2 separate regions of the Homo sapiens genome follow, and region 1 is linked to region 2. A link is a loop called in an ENCODE intact Hi-C map of the cell type or tissue named here. Cell type or tissue: CD4-positive, alpha-beta T cell. All regions are shown on one strand.

Region 1 (8,000 bases), 580 kb before region 2:
AGATGCTTAGTGGGTTAAGGAACATGATAAAGCCCCACTGGGCTAAATCTGTCCTCCATATTAAAGAATTTTGTCTCAAGAAGCTCCCATTTATTAAGAAGCAAATGGCCAGTTGGCACATGAAACTATTTGTGCTGTTGGCAATGACTAGTTTATTAGCCAGGAAATTCAGCCTGAGTTTATGGCACACAGGACTGGTGATGATGGTGGCTGAGGGAGCAGGAGGGAGAAGATACACAAAGTGGATGACCTGGGAAAGTCAGGCTGACTTGCAGTACAGATGGGGAATTTTGGAGCTGGAAGCATCCTGAGAATAGTCTGAAGGACTCCCCAAAGGGACAGGATCTACCCTTTGATGAAATTCACTCGTTTTCCATTGCTTGTGATCCAAGTCTAAACTGAGCAGGGCTGGCACTTGTCATAAGTCCCCTGCAGTGACTATGGAGAGCCCTGCAGATCTGTTACTTTCTATCTCTGAGCTTGGAGACATCCTTAGAATTCTTAACTAAACTTCCACAGTTTCCTCAGAAGAGGAAACTTATTTAATATCTGTTGTGTATTGAATTGTGTCTCTCAAAAGATATGTTGAAGTCCCAAATCCCTGGTACCTGTATGTATGACCTTATTTGGAAATAGTCTTTGCCAATGTAATCATGTGAAGATGAGGTCATACTGCATTAGGGTGGGCCCTATATCTAATAACTGGCATCCTTATAAGAAGAGGGACATTTTGACACACAAGGAGATTTCCATGTGATGACACAGGTAGAGTTTGCAGTGATGTCTCTATAAGCTCAGGAATACCAGGATCTAGAAAGAAGCAAGAAAGGATCTTTCCTTAGGGTCTTCAGAGAGAGCATGGCCCTGATGGCACCTTGATTTTAGACTTTGTGCCTCCAGAACTATGAGAGAATTAGTTTCTGTTGTTCTAAGCCACCCAGTGTGGTATGTTGCTATAGCAGCCTGGGAGGTGAATGTACCATCTCTGGAAATTGTCTCTCTTGCCTCTGTGTTTCCCATCTCCCTTTCTCATGCTCTTGTGGTGTCATCTCTCCCTGTCCCTGACCTCCTCCTCCTATTCCCCACCTGAGTCCTTCTTGCCCATCAGGTGCAGCCTAAATGGCTCTCTCTATGATGTCTTTCATGATCCTGTCCAATATGCCTTTGCCCTTTTCTGGCCTGCTGCAGTGTTCTCAATGCTTGTATCTCTATCTAAACTCCCACAGCAGAGGGGGGGTCCTAAGAAGAGGAAGGTGAGAGAGAATGCAGACAGAGACATCTCTGTGGGCTTCAGCATTCTGCCTTTGTTCAACCCAGCAGTACCTGGGAGTGGGCGGTGGGCAGTGGTGGGAGGACCCATCACTCCTTCAAAGCATGAAGCAGTTTCTTCAGATAAAGGTCCTAAAATTTCACAATAGTGTTTTAAGAGCACAGGTTGTCTAGCTTCTTCTTTGCCTCAGTTCAAGGTGTTTCTTTTTTTAATTAATTTACTTTTTTTGAGACGGAGTCTCACTCTGTTGCCCAGGCTGGAGTGCAGTGGCACAATCTTGGCTCACCAGAACCTCTACCTCCCAGGTTCAAGCGATTCTCCTGCCTTAGCCTCCTGAGCAGCTGGGACTACAGGCACGTGCCACCACACCTGGCTAATTTTTGTATTTTTAGTAGAGACGGGGTTTCACTATATTGGCCAGGCTGGTCTCAAACTCCTGACCTCATGATCTGCCCACCTTGGCTTCCCAAAGTGCAGGGATTACAGGCGTGAACCACCGCACCCAGCCTAGTTCAAGGTGTTTCTAAGCAAACCAATAATCAAGTGCAGCTGGGTCTACCTCTGAGTCTAGTAGTTCCTGTTGTTTGGCATTTTTCAGATGGACTCGGTCAGGAGAAGAGAACCACTCTACAGCTGGGAATCTCAGATCAAAGCTTCCCAACCTCAAAGTCCATCCAGTGATGATTTGCTCTGTATATCCTCACGCAAACAGGGAGTTGTGGGGAGCTCAGGGAGATGCATGTGGGTGTATACCCCCGACACCATGACCTCTGCTCTGGCCATCTTATTATCTCATACTGCTCAGAGCATACTGTGCCTTCTCTCAAGCCCCAGACCACACAAGCTGTTCTCTCTGTCTGGAATGTTCTTCTTCACCAAGCACAATTTTACATCTTCCTTAAGTCTCCCTTCAAACAATGCCTTCTATAGACCACATTCTCGGGGCCCCTTAGACTAAACCAATCACCCTCTCCTCTGTGCTCTGGGGCTCTGTGTGTCCACCTCTGCGGTTGCACTCACCACATTGTGGCATGGGGTCTTACAGTCTTGGGGACCATGCCATGGCCCTTCCACAGAACTGAGACAGGGCTCAGAATGGGGAGAGGGTTAGGTACATCTGTGTTGAATAAATTCATGCATGCATCTGTCACAATTTGCAGGGCGTTTTCATAGAGCAGATTTTAATTCATTTATAAAGCAGATTGTATTTATTTATATAATAGGTGCAAAATCCAAAAGGTAGGACAGATGTATTGTGCCAAGCCTATGGTCCATCTCCATCCTCTAACCACCCAGTTCCCCTCTCTGAAATCAGTATCTGAATCCTATTTTGTATGCATCCTTCCGGAGGGTCCCTACTAACATAAAGGTACATGTATTTCTTATATCCCTTTTGCACAAATTATAGCATCTTGCTTTTTTACATTTTACTTTTTAATATGCCTTGTAGATCCTTCAATATCAGCCCATTGAGAGTTGCCTTATTTTTATTTTTATTTTTTTGTTTCATTAGCTGCATAGTTTTATTCCACTATAAGGGTGCTTCATGATTAGCCAGTCTTCTAAGGCTGTTTCTAATTCTTTGGTAATTCTTTGCTGGCATGGATAACCTTGTGCATTTATCAACAGTGCTTATTTTTTTTTTTTTTTTTTGATTTGGAGTCTTGCTTTGTCACTCAGGCTGGAGTGCAGTGGTGTGATCTCGGCTTACTGCAACCTCTGCCTCCCGGGTTCAAGTGATTCTCCTGCCTCGGCCTCCTGAGTAGGTGGGACTACAGGTGCTCACCACCACGCCTGGCTAATTTTTTGTATTTTTAGTAGAGACAGGGTTTCACCGTGTTGGCCAGGATGGTCTTGATCTCTTGACCTCGTGATCCACCAGCCTCGGCCTCCCAAAGTTCTGGGATTACTGGCGGGAGCCACCATACCCGGCCAACAGTGCTTAATTTTAAGAAATTATTTTCAAATGGTAGACTTTCAGGCTTCAGTAAGGTAGGCAGTGTGACTTTCCTGGCACTGTTCTCATAACTGCTAATTGGTTTATTCAACACTTGTTTCAATCCCTCTCTAGCGTGCTGAGACTGAAGAGCTGGCAAATATGTTTCCCAGGCATCTTTTGCAGGTAGATTCAGGGTGTGGCCTTAGGATCCACCAAGCAGCTGTAGTCAGGTAAGATTTGGATTTGGATCTAAGTCACTGAGCAGAGAGGTGGAGTGTGTGGACATTTACTTGGCCAGTGGGTGTCACTGCAGGAGTGCTAGCTCTGTTGCTAACAGCTGTTGGTGGCAGATGTCAGATACCGCAGCTTCCTGGTTGCAGGGGAGGCCGCAGCTCCTTAGGCGGCCCGATTCTGTGCTGTAATTTTGGGAGCCAATCCTGGAAGTTCAGTTTAATGCCTAGCATCTCAAACTGTTGTCCACAGATCAGGAGTAGAATCCCAGGCACCAGCCCACTCCTAAAGAATCAGCTACACCCCCAGGTGATTCACACACCCAGTCAAGGTTGAGAAGTACTGGCCTAGACTATACTGGAGCTCTGCCAAGGCTCTAATTAGAATCACCTGGGAAGCTTTGACCACTGCAGGTGCCAAGGCCACACCCCAGATTAAGTCATAATCTCTAAGGGTGGTGCCTGGGCATCAGCATTTTTAAAACTTCCCAGGTGATTCCAGTATGTAGCCAAGGTTGCGACCCATTGGCCTGGAGTAATAGCTCTGAATCTTGGTTATACACTAGAATTACTTGGACCTTTAAAAAAAATACTACAAATTCTGATTTAATTGGCTTGAACAAAGACATGAGCATTTTATTTTTGTAAGCTCTCTTGGCAATTCTAATGTAAAGCAAGGGTTGAGAACTATTCGTCTAGATTTGTTTCTTCAGCCTTCTTCACTGTTTTTACCTCTTAATAAAGACCCTTGTGTTTAAATCCACTAGAGTGAATTCTGTGGTCTGTAATTAAGAACCTTTGCATCATATGAGAAGTCACCTGTTTGAGCTGCACTGGAACTTGGGCTGGCTTATGTTGGCTTTAGTTACCTTGGAACAAATAATATAATTTAATTTAAAAGGGCTTTTGAGAAAACCCATTGAGAAGAATCAATCAGGAAACCACTTTCTGATGAACTGACTAAGAAGGATGGGTTAGAAAGGAGGCAGGCAGGGCCAGAAACACAATGAGCCATGTCTGAAGATCAAGGAGGGTGGGGGTGGAGGGCTGCAGAACTTTGGTGAAAGGGAAGAGTGTTACCTAACTAGACCCGTGAGTATAAAAACAAGGGCCCATCCAGCCAAACAGCTAAACAGATGAAAGCTTCATATTTCTTTTGGGTGGATTCCTGGTTGTGCAGTGACCTCTGGGAGGAGAAGTCAAGGAGTTTGGGGCTTGGAGGAAGGGCCAAGAGGGACAGGGGTTTTTGTCCTTTGCCAATATGGCCCTCCTTCCTCTCTGTGTTCTCTCATCTTTTGGCTTGTAGTTCAGGACCTGCCTGCATCCCCTGCTCTGGTTTCTAAGCAATAGCTGGTGACTTCTTCCCAACATTTGAACTTGCCTTCACAGTGCCCCCAGTCCTTAGGGTGGCTAGTTAGCAGATGCCTGACTAAGCATTATTAATATCCAGGCCCTGTGGCTGCCTCGGGGGTTCACAATAGGAGCTCACAGGCTAATGAAGAGGCGATTGCAAGGCAGTCTGAAAAGTGCTATAACAAAAGCATAGGGTGTGTATGGCATTGAGGAAGGGTTGTCAGTCATGGCAGTTCACAGAGAAGGTAAACAATTAGGTGTGTATATTATAGAGGTGAGCCACAAAGGGTCAGAAATGATCAGGAGAGACAAGTGCAAGCAGGGGACATGACAGATGCAGGAATGCATGACTATAGGCTCCTTGAAGGCAGCGAGGGCTCATGCATTTATCGATACTGTATTCCTGGTGACTATCTCAGCTCTCACATGTAGAAGTGCTTATGTGGATGTGAATAATGAATACATGAAAAAAAGTGATGGTATATTGGTTAGAAAGCTATCAGTTGCAAGTAATAAAAAAACTCTTAAACATCAAACAGAGAGGGAAGATATTAGTCACATAACAAAGAGAGAGTAGGTGGTAGGATTCTGCCTCCACCTCTTTACAGCAGTTTTAGGCCACACATTCTAACACAGTGATGTCCAAAGGCAGAAATAGGGCTGTCTTTAATGGGATCTTTATCTTAAGGGCAAGAATTCTCATAAGGGCTCCAGTGGAACTTCTCTCAGGTCTCAGTGGCCCCATGCTTAGCTGTAATTCAATCACTGGCAAGAAGAATAGGGTAGCCCTGATTCACTAAGACCAATAACTGGAGCTTAGATGTTGTGTCATCCACTGAAATGAGAAAGGCTGGAAGTGACTCTATAAAGAGATTCTGGGACCTTTAATTTAACTTCATCTTACTCTTTAAAAGAGATTGCTGTGGTCACTGAAGTATAATTTCAATTGCTTTAGATTATTCTTTTAAAAGCAGAACTTCTAAATTTTTTAGAATTTGAGCTTTTGTAAAATCTTCAACAATTGTGTCACTATTGACATTTATAGGGATATATTTGAATAATAAATGGATAAAGCTTTCTGCAAATTATTTTCTGAGAAGGCAATAGGTAAACTTGGTAAAAAAAAAAATGAAGATACAAGGAGATTTACCATGAGAAACAACTCTGCTCCCATCCCTGTCCTCCCTCCAACCCTTGACCTCCCCAGAGCCAGTCACTACTAAGGATTTCTTGCGTGGGCTTCCAGAAATACTATATGCATGTTCAAACATGTATGCATTCATATTCACCACTTCAGTACTAAACAAACAGTACACACTCTACTTTACCTTGCCTTTACACTTGGATGCCACTTTAAAATGGACATTCCTAGCTTTTATATTTTGCCTGAGGTGGTAAACTATTAATTCTAAATGGACTGTGAAAAAATGTCCATGTATATTACACTTTATAGAGAAACCATTAAAAATAATATGAAGAGAGATAGCTAAAAAGTTAAAAGGTATATTAAAATATAATACTAAAAATATTCAAATAATGCAAGAGAAGGCAGGAAAGGGGAAACAGGAGCAAGAAACAGAGAGGGAAAACTAATGAAACGATAGATCTAAATTCAATCATGTCAGTTAAATTACATAAAATCGCATGAAATATAAATGGTCTTAACACACCGAGAGTGTCAGAGTGGAAAATAACAACAAAACAACATCCCACCTCTATGTTGTCTATGAGACAGACTTTAAATATAAAAATACAAATAGGTTTAGTTTAAAAGTAAATAATGGAGAATATGTACCATTCAAACAGTAATCAAGAGATAACTGAAGTGATATAAAGTGGTGTGGCCAATATGGAAAAAGTCTGGTGGTTCTATTTAAAATAGAATTATTATACAATCCAGCAATTTGACTTCTGGGTATAGATCCAAAAGAATTGAAAACCAGTTCCCAAGAGATATTTGTACCCTCATGTTCACAGCGTTATGTACAACAGCCAAGAGGTACAAGCAACCCAAATGTGCATAGACAGCTGGATAGATACATGAAATATGGCCTAGCCACACAATGGAATATTATTCAGCCTTAAAAAGGAGGGGAATTCTGACACATGCTACAACATGGTTGACTCTTGAGGAAATTATGCTAACTGAAATCAGCCAGTCAAAAAAGACAAATACAGTATAATTCCATTTGTATACAGTATCTAGAATGGTCAAATTTATAGAGGAAGAAAGTAGGATGGTTGTTGACAGGGGCTGTGGGGAGAAGAAAATGGGTGAAATGTTGCTTAATGAGTACAGAGTTTCAGTTTTGCGAGATAAAAACATTCTGGAGATTGGTTGCCCAACTATGTGAATATACTTAACACCACTAAACATCACTGAACACTTAAAAGTGACTAAGGTGGTAAATTTTATGTTATGTGTAGTTTACCATAATTTAAAAACATAGTTGAAGTGGTTAGATTAATGTCAGAAAAGATAGATTTCATAACATGGAAAGTTACAAGGGAAAAGAAGAATACTACAGAAGAGCAAAAGGGTCAATTCACCAAAAGACATTACAATTCTAAACATATACGCATCCTACCATAAAACTTGAAAATAAATAAAGGAAGAATTGACAGAACTGGAGGATGAAACAGAAAACATGCTATCATAGTTGGAGACTCCGGCATGCCTCTCTCAGTGATTGATACAACTAGATGTAAAATCAATAAGGTTATGGAAGACCTAAACAACTCGAGTAACCAATTTGACCTAATGAACATTTTTAGAAAAAGTCCATAGCAGAATACATATTCTTTTTAAAGGTGACATTCTGAGTGTACAGCAAGTCCTTCCAGCCTTTCTTTCTTCTTTAGTTCTTCGTTCATGTAATTGTTTCTCTCTTCCTGTCTATCTTTCTCTCTCCTCCATCTACTGCTCCCTTTTCCACTTATTTTGTTACTCTCTTCCTTTTCCTCCCATCTCATTTCTTTTTGTCTTTCTCCTACCCTTTAATATATTCTATCTAGTACTAATTTCATAAAATTAGATGCTTACTGTTTTAATTTAAAAAAGAGGTGAATGTTTTCTTTCTGAACAAAAAATAAACAATTTTAAATTAAGTTGATTTTTTGTATGTGAGGTGTTCAGTTGATTTCTCCCCCTAGATCTGGCCCTGACTATCTGCTTTAAATTGCTTTGGAAATTCATAGCAAGACCATT
Region 2 (8,000 bases):
CACTCAGAAAGATGAATCCTTGGTGTCAGGGACCTGGCTTCTTCTGTCTTGTGCCTCTCCTAGACCCAGTATGTGGCTTCCACCTCATGGTTCAAAATGGCTGCTAGAGTTCCAGTCTTTAAATCTACATTTCAGCTAATAAGTAACAGAAAATAAATTAAGAAAGTTGTGCCTTCTCTTGTTTAGGAAGGCTTCACAGAAGTCTCACACAACACTTCCACTTAGCTGTCAGTGGCTAGAACCTAGTCATATGAACACACCTAGCTACAAGAGAGGCTGGGTAATGTAGTTTTATATGTAAACTGGGTTTCAAGCCTGGTGCTCAGTTGAGGGTTTTGTTGATACAAAATAGAGGAGGAATGGGTATTTTGTAGACACTTAGCAGTCTGAGATCCAGGACAATGGAAATGATCACCCAGGAGGTTTATCGTCAGGAGGTGGTGCAGCATTCAGGGATTGGAGTCCAAGGTTCTAGACTTATCTAGACTGCAAGAAGTTGAAGATGTGGTCAATGCCACAAGGCAGGAGCTCCAAGAAGGAAGTACGACAGCTGTGCTACCCCCACCCCACTCCAGGCCCTTCCAACTTCTTGTGTCCTGGGCAGTAGCAGCCCTATCTAGGAGCCAGGCAGCTCATCACACCAGGCACGTGGCTGGGAGAAAGGCAGGTGGTGAGCAAATTGAAATTGTCAGGTGCTTAGACCAAGGACAGAAAAGCCTGGACTCCTCCTTCTCAGGAGGTGAAGCTCACTCTCAGCCCGGGGGTGGGTCCACATAGATGGCAGGGCTGGGCCACTCTTGGGGAGCAGGAGGGGGAGGGTCTCTGAACTGGCTAATAGGAAGCCCCCTCTGCAATAGCAATGGTATTCTAAACAGGAGAATAAAGCTTTGGAAGCAAAACAAAGCTATTCCACTGAATAAATGTTCTCTGCATTAAAGCAGCCAGAATAGCGATGAATTAAACATCAGGTCTGAATGAAAGGAAAATGCCGTGATTTATAATTGCTTCAGGCAGGAGGCAGCCTGGGAGAGAGGCTGAAGCTTCATCAGGGACCCAGTTTCCCCTGCAGAGCTGCAGAAGCACTGAGAGGAGATGCTGGCTGCCTTCAGGGTGGAGAGGACTGCTATAGAGTCTTCCAGAAAAGAGGGCATCCTAGAGAGATGAAAGGAACATGCTCCAGAAGTCAGGAGGCCTGGCTACTAGCCTCCATTCTGCATGACCTTGATTAAGTCACCGGGTGTCTCTAGGCTCCTTTCCTGTTCTTCCGGTGGGGATAGTAACACCTGCCTCATCTCACTTGGTTCTTGGAGAATAAAGAGACATAATAGATGATAAAGGGTTTTGCAGATATAATAAGCTGCTATTACTTCTTGGCCTTGGCATCACCACAAAAGCAGTGGCGAGGTTCCTGTTGAGCTCTGGCAGCTTCTCCAAGGTGACCAGTCTTTAGGAAGGGGGAAGACGGTGGGGGAGAAAAGCAAGATGTGTTGGCAAGCTCTACTTAGAAATGCCACCTTGGAGATACCTGTCAAAACTGCTCCATGCCAGATGGGTGCATCTACTTGCAGGGCAGTGTGCTGTGGTGGTTAAGATCCTGGAGGACCTGAGTTTAAGCCCCAGATCACCCTCTGGTTAGCATGTGACCTCAGGCAAATTAAGCAAATTTTCTGCACCTCAGTTTCTTCATCTGTAAAAGCAGGATAATCATAATACCTCAACTCATAGCATCCTTGTAAGGATTAAATGAGTTCATATAAGTAAGACACTTGCAATGTTGCTTGGCACATAGAAACTTACATGTAACTGCTAGCTCTTATTAAGTTTCTAATACCAAATTCATCAACTAAACTTCTGGAAAGAAGCCATGGGCTGGCTTTATAGGAACCAGAATACTGCCTAACCCCAGCTACTCATACTTTACTATGCATAGGACTCCCCCAGGGATCTTGTTAAAATGCTGATTCTGATTCAGTGGGTCTGGCCTGTGGGCTGAGATTTTGCATTTCTAACCAGCTCCCCAGGGATGCCAGGGCTGCTACTCCTGAGACCACACATTGAGGATCAAGAGGTGAAGGGATGCTACTGGCTGAATTTCGTGGCACTTGCCTTCACCAGCCCGGATATTTGGCTATTTCAGGAGGCTGGTGGGTCAGCGGCCCTGTGCTGCTTCATTCCGCCCCCACCTCCCACCCCCAGGGAGCTGCTACCCAGAGCTTCCTTCCTGGGGAAAAGGAATGATCTGCATACAAGAGGGATGAGCCTGGATTTACCACCCAACAGGCTCTGACAATCTGTCTTGCTAGGATATTCCTGATCTATTAGAAATGACACAGAAATCCATTCCTAAAAATTCCTAGCAGCTGAGGACAGTGAGAAGGCTGCTGGGAGAAAAAGCAGTGAGTGGGTGGGTGTAGCTCCCCACTGGCTGCCCCAGATCTTGACAGGCTGGGCTGGTAAGTCTGTCCCTCCTGAGCTGTGTGGTTGGGGAAGCTTACCTTCCCTGAGGAAGCCTGGCTTCCTCAGCAATAAGTGGGAATCACAAGAAGCCCCACTTTATAGATCAGTATGCATGCATGTGAACAGTTCAAGACTGACTGTTAAGTTGAAGAAAGCAAATTGCAGCAAAGCATAATTTCATTTTTTAAAAATGTACAATCATATTTGCAAACCCATGGGAAAGTCTAGAAAAATACATATCAAACTGTTAAGAGTAGTTACCTTGGGGAGAGAGAGGTGGGATTATAAGATACTTTTACTTTCAATATTGTGAATATTGTGAATTTCTATATTGTTTGATTTTTAAAATAATGAGTATTTATTACTTTTGTAATTGGAAAGCCTCCATTAAAAAAAAATCTGCTTCAAATGGCTAGTGTCAGCCTTCTGGACCACATGGGGAGAGAGGGATTTCCATACGGTCCCTTCTAAGCAGCACAGGCCACAGGGGCTGGGGGCAGAAGCCCTGGCTGAGGGGCTTAGCTCTGCCACGCAGTCCTGCGCAGGTTCCTCCATCTTCCTGAGCCCCTGGTTTCTCATCAGCAAAATGGGAATAATAACAACCTGAATCAGGAGGTCACCATCCAGGGAACACCATGAGGACTGAGTGATAGCACCTTCGCCCAAGCCCGGACACTCCGCTCCTCCCCAGAGAAAAGGAGGAGGGCAGGGCTGCAGGAGGGCCTGGGAACTCTGCTAGGCTTCTTAGGGTAGCACTGAAAGCTCCCACAGTTGGGCATTCCTCAGACCAGGAAAGGAGAGGAACAGAACCTGGTGCCTGGAATATGACAAAGTCAACTTACCCTATGTTCCACTCTAAATCTTTCATGCCTCCCAACCTCTGCTCATGCTGATCCCACTCCCGGGCTTGCTGTTCCTGCCTCCTGATTTGCCCTTGTCTCCCTCACCTGCTGCTTCCTACTCACCTTTCAGGAATCCTCTAGGAATCTTCCCTGAGCCCCTGGTGAAGTTGGGGGCAGGGAGCCCCTCTTGGCTGTTACATCAGCAGGCTGCATTTCTCTACCCTCCTGGGCTCACCTACTGCACAGTAATTACCTGTCTCCTCTTTGAGACTAAGAAGTGGGCAGGTAGGGGTCTTATTCACCTTTGAATCCCCAGCAGCTGGCAGAGTGCCAGGCACTTATTTTTACCTACCTTTTCCCTTGTAAACCTTTTGACATAAACCTCTTAGATTATCCTGGGATTTCCTAGTTGGCTCCTTTCTGCCAAGTGCGATCTGGCAGGACTATAAGGAAGGCAGAGGTAGGAGTGGGCTGGAGAGCTGGGGTGGCAGTGAGGGCATGGTGCCCTCTTGCGGCCAGGTGCAGGGGTGGCTGCAGCATCCTTACGGAAGAAAGGGAGGAGAGGACAGGTGGGCCGGTGAGCTAGATAAGATAGAGGAGGGTCTCTAGGAACAAGTAGAGGAGTGGGGAGATCACTGCATTGGCAGTTTCCCCAGCACAGCTAGGAGTGGTCCTTCTTCCATAGATCCCAGTGAGGGGCTGTGGCTTAGCTTAAAAGCATGAGAAAAGTTGGAGGAAGCCCAGAGACTGCTCCCTTGTGGAGAGGAGGACGCCACTTGGAGGTGCGTCAGGGAAATGCTTAGGCAGGAGGATGGACGCAGAGGTCCTAGAGGTGTGTGACCTGGGAGAGGGACATTGGTGCAAGGCTCCTGCTCACACATTGATGGAAGCCTGAGAATCGAGAGGCCCTCCAGCGAGGGAAACCAGACCGGCTTTCTCCGGCAGGGAACGCATACTTGGAAGCCTCTTGATCCTCCTCTCTGCTCCAGCCCTTACCGTGAGTAGGTCTTCAGCACACTGGATACCATTTTGTGCTTTGAGATGTTGGTGAGGGACCTGGAGGGGGCTCAGGCATCCTCTGGGGTATACACATCTGTTTCCAGGTGACATCTCTAGGACATCACACCCCGTTCACAGTACCTCCTCTATCTGCCCCCAGAACCCCACTCTTCCTGTGGTTTCAGAGATTAACTGGCGGAAGGGGCAGGTGAGAATGTAGGAAGTGGGGAAATCTAGGGAAGGTGGGTGGATGAAGCCAGCCAGCTAGGAAAGTGCTGACCCCAAAGGAGCCCCCCATGAGAGGCCCCCCTCAGCAGCCCTGCCTCCCACACCAGCCCTCTACCCTTAGCTCTCTCTAAAACAACAGAAAATCTTGCCTGGCTCCTCTCACCACCCAGCCCAAGAGAGGGAAAGCTTTCTTTTCTCTTTTCCTTCCTGCCCCTTCCCCATTTCTGGCCCCATCACCCCTTTCCAGGCCTCTATCCTTCTGTGTTCATCCTGACCTCTTCCCTGGCCTCGTGGCTCTCACTTTGAGAGTCAAACATGAGCTGGTTGGAGGAACACTGGGTCAGACATCCAGGGACCTGGGTATGCTGCTGATTTCACCACTGATGTTCTAATTTCTGAAAGCTCCCCAGAGCTCAGTGTCTTCACTTGCAAAGGGTTGGGAGGTTGGATTGGATAATCTGCCACAATCCTTTTAGTTCTGACATCCTGGGATGCATTAGGCTCCGTCAATCCTTGGCGACCCCTTTCCTAAAGCTGATCCCAGGGTCATAGTTAGAATGCATCAACTGCCTTAACTGATGTGAGACATTTCCTAGGGATATAGCCATATGGGAGATAACCTAGAGGAAATGTGAAAAGTATCCAATTCCTGAAACATCACTGTTTCCTCATGCCATGTGAGGAATCCCCACCCACAGAAGTCATCTGCTCCAGCCCCTGCATCAGGCCCAGAAACCAGAGCAGACAGACCCTGCTCACACTCTTTCCTTGCTTGTCATATGACCCAGGGACAGTATCAGATAGTTCCTGCCTTTACAGCCCTCTAGGACTTCACATTTCCAGTCATCCTCATGCCTGGCCCCTTGTGGGACAAGGGAGGGGTCTACCAGGGCCTCCTGAGCAGGGGGGCAGCCAAGGGAAGTACTTAGTTCACCAGAAGCCTTCATCAAGTTTCACTTCCTGGAGTCTAACTTAAACCTTTCTTGCTGCTGTATAAATCAATGTCCCCCAGTTCTGGCTTCCCCACCCTCCTCAAACTAAAGAGCTGCTCATTTGCATACAGCTGCCTCTCCCAGACCCATTTAACTCCCACCTCTCCTGGACTTTTCCTACAGGTTCTATTTTTTTCAACCTTTCATCATTTCTCCTATTGGCTCTGGCTGTGCTCCAGAGCTTCCAAATCCTTCTTAAATGTGACAGCTAAAATTAGATGCCGGGAGAAGGCCAAGTGCAGTGGGATGATCACACCCTGCCTGGCATGTGCCGATTCCTCCTTCCTGGGTCCTGTCCCAGCATGGAAGAGGCTGGTCCTTCCCTAAGGATGTTATTAGACTCCCAGTCCCCTATGATCCTGGGTCCCGTTGGGTTTCTCCTCACCTCCCCCTGGATTGATGAGGCTTGTGTTGAATTTCTACAAGCCTTGCCTTGTATTTCACCCATCCTGAATGGATCATTTTTCTAATCTGTCAAGGTTTCCCTGAATTCTATTTCCGCCCTCTTGGACTGGGTGTTTTCCTTCTGGTGCTCCAGGATAAACCATGATCTCATTCTAAGATGTTCTTAGCTGGTCCTGGGTTATTCATTAGTTCACTCACTTGTTCATTTAGTCAACAACTATTTACTCAGTTTTTCTTTTGTGCCAGCTACTGTGCCAGGCTTGGGGATGCCTCCATGGAGATTGCAGCCTTAAACTGGACAAGGGCCACTCAGGGGCCTGTGGAAGAATATAAGAGGGGTCTCACTCTGTTTCTGGGAGAAATCATTATAGCATATAGCAACTGTGTTTTGGTAATACCAGGCTATGATGTGTTTTTATTGTTGTTGTTGTTGTTTGTGTGTTTTTAAAATTAACCTCTGAATCTTGGTATCTTAATACAATAAAAATTTACTTTTTGCACATGTAAAGTCCAGTGTAGGATGTCTGATTCTCCAAGGCAGCTGTCCTCTCCTTGAGGATCCCTTCTGTCCACTGATGTCATGTCAACATGAGTGGGCTTCAGCTTACTGTAGCAGGAAAAGGAGAACTTGGAGAACTCACACCTGGTTTTAAGTGCCTTGGACCAGAGGGGATCCACTGCCCACAGCCCATTGGCCAGAACGGGTCACATGGATGGGTTAACTTCACCTCAAGGGAGGCTGGGAGATATAACCTTGCCACGTGCTCAGACAGAGGAAATGGGGAGGTGAACACAGAGCATTGTCTCTGCCATAGCAACTCAAGTGGCTGGATCCCAGAGAGAAAAGGTCGGGAGTGGCCATTACCTCCAAGATATAGGTTTAAGAACATGGTAGGAGGGGTTCCCAGAAGGTGAAGAAGATGAAAAGAAATGTGGGAACAGGGTGAAAGAGGTGGAGAGGAAGCAGAGGCGCTGTTACCCACAACCCCTCCCTCGCTTCACACTGACTGATTCCAGCAGCCAGGGACCACACCTTTTTCCTCAGCCACCTGTCTGCAAAGCAGCTCTTGGTCCTACAGAGGAGGGCTGGGACAGAAAGCCAGAGAGATCCTACCCAGGATGGGCAGTCAGGGTAAAATCCTTGGCTGCATCCCTAGCCAGGTCCCAAACCAGGTCCCCAACCAGGTCCCTAACCAGGCTGCGGGATCCTGAAGAAGTTGCTTCACAATCTCAGTACACAGTGGTCTGGAAATTCCCTGGTATTGGTCTCCTGCCTGTTTGTCCTCAAGGCCCTTCCTCGAAACATACAACCACCCACCCTCCTCTGCAACTCCAGACTCTATGCCTGTTGGGTTCTGTTTCCCTTGGGGGAGTTTAGGGTTTGGGGGAGAAGCTGCAGGTGTCTTTCCTGCTCTCCTTTCTGGGGAGGCTCCTCTGGCAGTGGCCTCAGCTCCTGACCTGTAGGCTGGCATGGTTCCAGCTCTCATGGGTGGCCCTGGCTCCCAGGCACTGTCAACACCACTCCCCTGCCACCAGCCCTCGAGCTGGCAGGAGCTTCTTGAGGTTGCTGATTTTGAAGTTTCTTCACTGTCCCACTTGGCTCTTGGCCCCTCCAACACCTATAACCAGGTCACTGCATTACCTTCCTTCTGTCATGTCCTGCCATTAACTTGATTTCTGTTTTCCTGTTTAGACCCTGACTGCTGTACCATCTACATGGCAAGACCCTGGTGGGGGAGAGGGAAGGAACAAGAGGAGAGAGAGTGGATGCTAACTGAGGCAGAGAATATGAAAAACAGAAATCAGATACCATCGGTGGTCTCCTTCCTACCCAGCCTTTGTGATCTCCACCACCTGCACTCACCTTCCAAAGGGCTGTGTCCTCCACATCGGCCCTTGGCCATGGAGGGCAATAAACATGCATCAGGGCAAGATCTAGCTGCTGCCCTCCTGGGTGGGTCCCAAGGCAAATGGTAAGATAGGCAGAGTTGAGCCCTCCAAGTGAGAACAGAATTTTTCTAGAACTTCCCGCAGGCAAGGCCTGTGTTGCCTCATCCATTCATAACCCCTGTGCTGG

Evidence for each region. Peaks named below come from ENCODE experiments on the same cell type or tissue, not always from the same donor. Only the 100,000 strongest peaks of a DNase experiment are listed, where the experiment ranks them.
Region 1: a loop joins it to region 2, with 6 times the contacts of the local background. A loop is called at or near these places in 6 of 110 quality-filtered maps.

The regions. Positions count from the first base shown.
Region 1 is chr6:40,908,055-40,916,054 of GRCh38, reverse strand. All of the region lies in intron 1 of LOC101929555 (a long non-coding RNA gene), which reads left to right. Among named protein-coding and RNA genes, the nearest start is that of UNC5CL, 130 kb to the left of the region's middle. In CD4-positive, alpha-beta T cell, no CTCF peak of the experiment used is centred here; a DNase peak (open chromatin) is centred at 3,524; H3K27me3 peaks cover 357 bases.
Region 2 is chr6:40,324,654-40,332,653 of GRCh38, reverse strand. No RefSeq gene overlaps it. Among named protein-coding and RNA genes, the nearest start is that of LINC00951, 27 kb to the left of the region's middle. RefSeq lists enhancers at 1,690-2,328, 2,329-2,967. In CD4-positive, alpha-beta T cell, CTCF peaks have their summits at 3,570 and 3,774 (motif pointing left); a DNase peak (open chromatin) is centred at 3,803; H3K27me3 peaks cover 1,122 bases.